Linked DNA regions of Homo sapiens: region 2 is linked to region 1. Evidence: read pairs that join two places in POLR2A ChIA-PET (ENCODE). Cell type or tissue: OCI-LY7. All regions are shown on one strand. Each heading gives the region's core, and the rest is flanking DNA. Links, peaks and the distances in the headings are about the cores only. Region 1 overlaps DMD (dystrophin). Region 2 has its middle 78 kb from the start of DMD.

Evidence for each region. Peaks named below come from ENCODE experiments on the same cell type or tissue, not always from the same donor. Only the 100,000 strongest peaks of a DNase experiment are listed, where the experiment ranks them.
Region 2: POLR2A ChIA-PET joins it to region 1 with 7 read pairs; 2 of 35 experiments call an interaction of 5 or more read pairs at or near these places.

The regions. Positions count from the first base shown.
Region 1 is chrX:33,178,592-33,182,994 of GRCh38, forward strand. The region is part of intron 1 of DMD (dystrophin); the gene reads right to left. Among named protein-coding and RNA genes, the nearest start is that of DMD, 31 kb to the right of the region's middle. In OCI-LY7, for the core only: no CTCF peak of the experiment used is centred there; no DNase peak of the experiment used is centred there; H3K27ac peaks cover 1,628 bases.
Region 2 is chrX:33,287,106-33,291,508 of GRCh38, forward strand. It overlaps a transcript of DMD not described here. Among named protein-coding and RNA genes, the nearest start is that of DMD, 78 kb to the left of the region's middle. In OCI-LY7, for the core only: no CTCF peak of the experiment used is centred there; no DNase peak of the experiment used is centred there.

The DNA of each region.
Region 1 (4,403 bases), core at 125-4,124:
AAACATATCATTATTTTTAAAACAAAGAGTGTATAAATGTATTATTAAATACATTAAAACCAGACAAAGGCTCATAAATTAATGCAAACGTGTGGAATAGTTTCATCACACAAGTGAAAATTAAATTGGACTGCTCTGCCATAATAAAGCTCTGTTTGCCTGCTTTGAAATGAAAAGCATCATGCAACTTTTACTGCTGCGTTTCTTTGAAAAGTACCAAATCTCTCTTCTGAGTTGCTCTTGTCTTTTTGAGTATAAGGTATTTATTACCACTGGGATAAAAACAGAATGTTGATGGTCACATGATGCAGGCAGCTGGGATTTCAACTCAAGGTCAGTCACTGGACCCTCAGGCAGCCAGATAGTGTTGTTTATTTTTTGCCAAATTGATGATGCCTTTAGCCTTTAAATAAGGAGCACTGACTATGATTAAATTTTGTCCTAAAGAGATATTTCACACTCTAATACATAGAATGTATCTCATTAAAATTGTAACAGAGTAAGAAAAGCTTACTTCAGAGATCTCTCAGAAAAAAATTGGAGTACAGCCTGAAGTTATCTAAAATAATCAGCATGGAACCATGCAGATTTGAAATCAGATGACAAACATGTACTTTCAAAGCATGAACATTTGAAAACAGTAACTTGCATCAGTTTCTAAACGAGGGATTTAATGTAACTATCAGAATAATCAGTGTGAGATACTGAAATATAAAATTGAATTTGGGTCTTCAGAATTAGAAACTTAACAGAAAAAGGAGGTCATTGTAGAAATGTTACGAAATAATTTTGTTTTTATGCCTAATTTAGAAATTGAATGGGCCGGGTGCGATGGCTCACCACTGTAATCTCAGCACTTTGGGAGGCCGAGGCGGGCGGATCACGAGGTCAGGAGATCGAGACCATCCTGGCTAACGCAGTGAAACCCCGTTTCTACTAAAAATACAAAAAAATTAGCCGGGCGTGGTGGCGGGCGCCTGTAGTCCCAGCTACTCGGGAGCCTGAGGCAGGAGAATGGCGTGAACCTGGGAGGCGGAGCTTGCAGTGAGCCGAGATCGCGCCACTGCACTCTAGCCTGGGTGACAGAGCGAGACTCCGTCTCAAAAAAAAAAAAAGAAAGAAAAGAAATTGAATGAAAGTTCATTGATAATGCAGAGATTCTAAAATAAATGTAGCCAAAAATAAAGCCAATCAGCATACCAAAACTATTACAATCTTAGAAATCCATTATGATTTTTAAAAAGTGCTTTTTTTTTTTTTTTCCTCTGAGATGGAGTTTCGCTCTTGTCGCCCAGGCTGGAGGGCAATGGCACGATCTCACCTCAACCTCCGTCTCCAGGGTTCAAGCAATTCTCCTGCCTCAGCTTCCTGAGTAGCTGGGATTACAGGTGTGCACCACCACGCCTGGCTAATTTTGTATTTTTAGTAGAGATGGGGTTTCACCATGTTGGTCAGGCTGGTCTCAAACTCCTGATCTGAAGTGATCTGCCCACCTTGGCCTCCCAAAGTGCTGGGATTACAGGCGTGAGCCACTGAGCCCGGCCGAAAAGTGCTATATTGCTATTCCCTACTATTTATTATTCTGAAAGAGACATATCACATGTTTAAACATTTAAATAACGAACAAACCTCCTGGGATCATCATATTTATCACGCACTTTTTAAAGAAAATCAAACATGCTTCTGTTTATACAAATTTATTCCCATTCTAAATATTTATTTTACAAACAGAATACTTTCTTATATTCTTGGGCTACATGAATCATTATTATCAACAGAAGGGTGTCTGTCATTACAGGAAGCACAATACTTGTATACTTTTGAGGGTTACTCACACACACGCGCACACACACATGCACACACATACACACAGAGTTTGGGACCTACAAGACTTTATAATCTTATTATGCCTGCTACCCATTTCATCTTCTTCTTCACTGTTTGTCTTGTTGTATCTCTGTTCGTTGTGGCCTACCCACCCCTGCTCCTCTCTGACAGTTTTGGGTTGAACTTACCTGGCTCTGGTTCCAGGAGTGGGTGTCTGATGGAACCTGCCCAATCAGAACACTGTACTCCTGAACTAGGTTGATTGATTCAGGAATGTGTAGGTGATTTCTTCAGAGTCAATTACAAGTAATCCTAGGTCTTCTGTTGGAGAGAATGGTGTTTTCATTTTCTATTGGAATTGAGGTACAATGATATAAGTCTAAGACTAATAATGGGTCCCATATCGAGAGATAATGTCTAAGAGCTTTTTTTTTTTTTTTTTTTAAGAGCCTTTGAAAACACAGTGGAGAAAGGGTGAGAGAGGTACTGGGCTAGGTGACATCACTTGAGATCCCAAAACTAACTGTATCTGAAGTAAGTAATACCTCTTCACTTTTTCGTTACATGAGCAAAGGAAACTTTTTTTTTTCTTAAACTGGTTTGCTAGGTTTTTGTAAATTAGCAGAAATGGTGCTTACATACACACATATATGTATGTATGTATATTTTGGTTGAGATTAAGAAATAGAGACCTAGGTTCTAATGATATAACTGACTAAAGATAAAATTAATCCAATTATTGAAAGTTTCAGCACCTCAGTTGCCTCTTTAAACAATGAGTTAGTTAGATTACATGACTGACAGTTGTCTAGATCTAAAATCATTGGATCCAATCAATTGATTTTCATGAATGAACAAAGACATTTAAATCTGGAAGTAAGTTCTATTAAACCTAGTATCTTGATAACCCCAGGCCAGATAAAACTATAAAAAAAAAATGACTGGTCTCTATATCAGTCGATGGGCACCATTTTATAGTTAATTTATTTCAGGAACATGGCAGTTATAACACAGGTAACTATAGGACAAGCTGGTAAACCTCATTGTAGGTAATCACTGAGCTCAGGGAGGTAGCATGATGTGGTGGATAACAGCAAGGGATAGGGAAGGAGAAAGTTTGACTTTCAAAGTCTAATTCTAACTCAGAATTCTTCATCTGTAAAATGGGAACAATAATAGCTCTCTCACAGGCTTGTCCTAAGTATTTACTCACATAATATACACAAAGCTCTTATTACAGTACGTAGCACAAAGTAAGTACTCAAAATTTGCCATATGTCATTATTAGCTGCGGAGCTATTGCACTGACCAAGTGCTTGAAAAAACAAATCATTTCCTTTGGCGTGAGTGTTAATGCACAGAGGCTTTGAAAAATACTATGTGAAAGTCATTAAAAAAAGAAAACCTCTCAGCAGATTAGCTTCCTTCAACCTTTGTAAGATCCTGCTTTTGACGGCCAACCCAGTGCTTTCCACACTTTCTCACACATTGCCTGTTATTTCTGGTCAGGAAAATAAATAAATAAGTGCCCATCTGGCCAAGTATTTTTCCACCTTTATATGAACCAGAAATACCAATTGTTTCTAATGTGTATTCCCCAGATGCAATACTTATCCTCTATTTACAGCTAAGCCACTGATTACTGTGGAAAATATTGTCAGCAAACCATACCCCAAAATGTATTGCTGTGAAAGGGGAAAAAAATATTACAAAACAAAACCCTAAACCGAATCGATAACAGCACTCATGTCTTGGATAGATTTACAGAAAGAGAAGGACGTCGCTATTTTTATTTGCTAAGAGATGTTGCCTTTTTTTATATTAAAATATTTAAAGTTACTTCTCTGATTGATCTGTTTCTTTTGAGACATAATCTTGCTCTGTTGCCCAAGTTGGAATGCAATGGTGAGATCATGACTCACTGTAGCCTTGACCTCCTAGGCTCCAGTGATCCTCCTGCCTCAGCCTCCTGAGTAGGTGGGACTATAGGCGTGTTGTCACTATGCCTGGCTCATTTCTTTTCATTTTTTTTTTGTAGAGATGAGGTCTCACTCTGTTGTCCAGGGTGGTCTTGAACTCCTGGGCTCAAGGGATCCTCTCTCTCCTTGGCCTCCCAAAGTACTGGCATTATAGGCATGAGCCACCACACCCAGCCACTCTGATTTCTGAGTCTTAATCAAAGTAGCAAACTTATAAAGTAGTGATTTCATCACATGCCAATATTAACAAAGAAAAAGGAAGAGTAGAAAAAAAACTCCATAACTGATACTGTAAAATATTTTTCTAATTTGCATAAAGATATCAGTTCTACCCTAGTATATTTACAAGATATGACAATTCACTAACATTTACATTTTAATTCATATAACCAGTTTGTAAGAGAAGGAATCCTATCAAGGAAAATAAGCCTACAGAAAACTAACTTTTTGTGATAAAATGATTTTATAAAGCTGACAATAAGCATTTAAAGAAGTACTAGAACATGAACCTTTAACACATATCCAATCTACTGTTTTAGAAAAAATTAAGAATGAGTTTTTCTGCAAAAATGTATGCAACGCAAATTCTAGTTTAAA
Region 2 (4,403 bases), core at 102-4,101, 110 kb after region 1:
TGGTTTGCTATGCTAGCTAGCATTAAAAGAATGAATATACTATCACGCTTTGCAATCGTTCTACAACTTTCCTTTTTCACTCAATATTATATATTTGGGTTACATAATTATTGTGAGATATGGATCTAATTAATACAGGGTTTTTCAAAAGTGGCACTTTTAACGTTTTGGACTGATAATTGTTTGTTCGGGGGAGGCCGTCCTTTGCATTGTAGGATGTTTGCCAGAATCTCTGTCTTCTACCTACTAGATGCCAGTACAATGCTACCACTTCCGCAGTAATTACGATAAAAAAAACTGCAGACATTGTCAAATGTCTTATTCATGGCCAAACTCATGCCTGGTTGAGAACCACTTATCTAATACACTCTTTTTAGCTGCTTGATAGTATTTCACCACAGGCATCAAGGATATTTATTATATTTTTACACTATTGAACAATGAAAATCCTTGTAACTGATTTTGAGCTGAATTATGATACCCATACTAGCTGCTTAAGAAGAAGAAATGCCTTTTCTTCAACATCAATAAAAAGTAAAGCATAAAATTATATAGATCTGAAAAGTAAGGAACGGTTAAAAAGACAGGAGTAGAATGTAGAGCACTAGGCCAGTGCAAAAATAGAAGCTGAACTCTAAACTGGGACACAATCACACCTTAGTTGTTAATTTAAGTAATGGATGCTTCTGAGTTAGGAATATTAGCTCACTCACACCACAATCCATCATCAGGCAATCCTTTATGATTCTTACCTTCTCCAAAACAATTCCTACCATTCAACTCATCTGCAAAGCCTGTCAGTGCTCCCTGCAAATAATACTTCATGTGAGGCTACTTTCTTTCCTTCATAAGTGCCACTACCCTTGTCAAAGCCACCCCGCAAAAGTGAAAGAGCCTCCTCGAGGTGAATGGCTTTCCAGCCTTCTGGAAAGCTGGCTGAGCCACTGATGATGATGTGGCCTTTTTATTCTAGGTTTAGTTTAAGGATTATAAAAAACCAGATATTTATATAAATATTCTCTTGAATGGAAGCACATAGATGATTAGTTCAAATTCTTTCGAAGTGGTGATGTAATATCCCAGTTGAACAGGGTAAGGTAAAAATAAAGATTTTACTTTCTATAACTAGGCAGATCTCACATTGGGCCTTTAGTGTCATGGGTGCCATTCCACTGGGAAATCTGATGGACCGGGGAAGCCATATTTCCGAATAGGTTATCTGTTCCTATTTATGTGGTCATCCAGTTTTTGAAATTTTTTAACTAAATCAATTGCAAACTTCATCTAACCTTATTGTATAGATAAACACAATTTACTTCGGCCAACCTGTACCCAACATAAAACTCTGTATCTCCTGAGATCTTGCCCTCTCTATATTCTTCTCACTGCAAACAGCATCAGAGTAATGCCCAAGTGTACATCCCATTGTGACATCCCCTCAAATTGTTCAATGGCCTCCTATTGACCTTAGGATGAAGTTAAAACACTCTAGATTCACAGGTGTCCCGTCAAACTTTCCTGCCTCATTTCATGGCTCCACAGATGCTGGCCTCTATCATTTCCCTAAGTTCGCTAATTCTTCGAAGCTTAAGAGCCATTGTACATGTTATTTCTCTGTACTGAATGTCTTCCCCTTCTCTCTCCCTCCAATTTTTATAGTTCAGAGGATCTCAGCGTAAATATCACCTTTCCAGAAAGGTCATTAGAACATTAAGGATTGTAACCAAGAGACAATAGCTGTTGGTTTTATTTTTTATTCTTGTGGCATATGCCAACTAACTTGCACAGTGCCTAAAGTCGAAAAGGGCTCAGTTACTATAGACACAAGCAAATATGACCTGAGCTACCAACAAAATTACATCCGAAGACAACAGGAAGACGAGACTGTGAGGTTTCCAAGTTTATAGACAAGGTCAGACAAGGAAGTCATTAGGCTCGTCTCTGTCAATTTTGAACAACAAAGTTATTATTTCTATCTTGCAACAACAAAATATAGTTTTTTTAATTAAAAAAATCTTCATTTAAGAAATTGCTGCAGGAAAATAACTTTGAATTGCAAGTATAAAGAAAATTTTCTGAGCCCTAGATGCTCTTTTTTTCCTTTGAAAACCATTATTTTCAAAGGAAATTGTTTTAAAACATAATTTTTTAAAATAAGGTGTAAACGCTCATTCACAGAAGAGCCCTAAGTCATGCTACAATAAAGATGTAAGTAGAATATGGGATTTGAGTCATTTTTTCAATCCAAGGAAAATTTCAGAACAAAATATTTTTGGAGGTGTCCAATATTTGTTTAGTTTCACACAGAAAGACACTATTTACATTCAATATATTTTAAAAACTGTACACATGTTCTATAAGATTATCAATACCAATTTACTCATTTTTCAAAAACTATTTTTTAAGTGTTTGTTTGACAATAAGAAAATTCTTTTAGGTGGTGTTTCAAGGAAGGCCACACATTTTAACATAATTCTAAGTTGAGGTGAATTCATAATATAAGACATTTTGATATCTGTCAACAAAGACTCTTTACTTGAAGAACAGTCATTCAAGGTCTGTGTCCTTAAATATAACATTCCAGATAGCTTTTAATTTCAAGTCTTTTATTTCCAAAAGATTTTCTGTGGATTATCTATTATAGTTACTAACAAAATAATAATTCACACCAGGCAATTATATCCTGGTATTTGATAAAACTTGGATGTTTACCATTTCAAGAATGATTTCCTGAAAAAGAAAAAGAAAACAGCTGATATTCAAAGTCAGCCATTTTCTGCAGAATGAGCAATTATTTAAAAGGAAATAACTTTTAAATGAGCGCATATATTCCAGGCACATATTTTCTGCTGCTTACTGAACAAGTCCACTTCAAACATAACATGACATGAATAAAAAACAAAAGAAAACAAAACGAATTCCACCCCAAATGTGCTCCTCCTTATATATTTCTCACCTTGGTAAATGGAACTACTATTTATTAAACTTCTCTTGTCAGAACTTTGTATCATTTAAGATTTCTGTCTTCCTCACCTTCATTTAATCAAGCTTCAAGACACGTAGATTCTACCACTAAAAAGTGTTTTTAAACAGTGTCTATTGTTACTATTCTAATCAAAATCATATTACACTTATGACTTTATAAGTACTACGACCTCCTACTGGTCTTTCATCTTTCCTCAGCCTGTTGATCCTCCAATCCCTATATAAGTACCTCTATTCCCAATAAAGTCTCTCTGCCACATGAACTCACAATGAGCTTTAAAAAGATAAAGATGATGATGTTATTCCGTTTGACTAAATCTCATAAGCGGCTCCTTATTTTTTTGGTTATAAAATCCAGAATGCTAAACACGAACTATAGGATGCTGCATGAGGTAATCCCTGTTTACATATCTCCCCCAACCCATGTTGATTCATTCATCTTTCCTCATTCTAGCTGTGCTTGACTTTAGTTCCTCAAATATACTTGCTTCTTTATGTCTCAGGTCTTTAATACATGCATGCTATACAAGCCAGAAAACATCTTACCACCACCCTCAAGTAATATAAACTAGACAAGTGCATACAATGTCTTTAATTCCTGGTCAATTTTTATCTTCAAGTGAACTTTACTATAAGTGAAAGCTTTTGTTTGCTTGATTTATACATGGTCACAAAATAAGCTGCCAGAAAGTCGAATTTCTTTCCTCCTAGCTTAAAAATACATCTACCCCTCCTTCATCCTTAAAAAAGAAAATGCATCTTCATAAAAAGATTACAACTTTTGAATATAAAAGTCATGTTTTTCAAACAACGGATATATTCTCAACATATATGTATTTCCCACCAATTATGAGACACAACAAAAAAAGAAAATTTCAGGCCAATATCCCTGATGAACATCAATGCAAAAATCCTCAATAAAATACTGGCAAACTGAATCCAGCAGCACATCAAAAAGCTTACCCACCACGATTAAGTCGACTTCATCCCTGGGAAGCAAGGCTGGTTCAACACATGCAAATCAATAAACATAATCCAGCACATAAACAGCACCAATGACAAAAACTACGATTATCTCAATAGATGCAGAAAAGGCCTTCGATAAAATTCAACACCCCTTCATGCTAAAAACTCTTAATAAACTAGGTATTGTTGGAGTATATCTTAAAACAATAAGAGCTATTTATGACAAACCCACAGACAATATCATAGTGAATGGGCAAAAGCTGGAAGCATTCACTTTGAAAACCCGCACAAGACAAGGATGCCCTCGCTCACCACTCCTATTCAACATAGTATTGGAAGTTCTGGCCAGGGCAATCAGGCAAGAGAAAGAAATAAAGGGTATTCAAATAGGAAGTCAAATTGTCTCTGTTTGCAGATGACATGGCTGCCATTTATCCCCATGTAATGCCTTC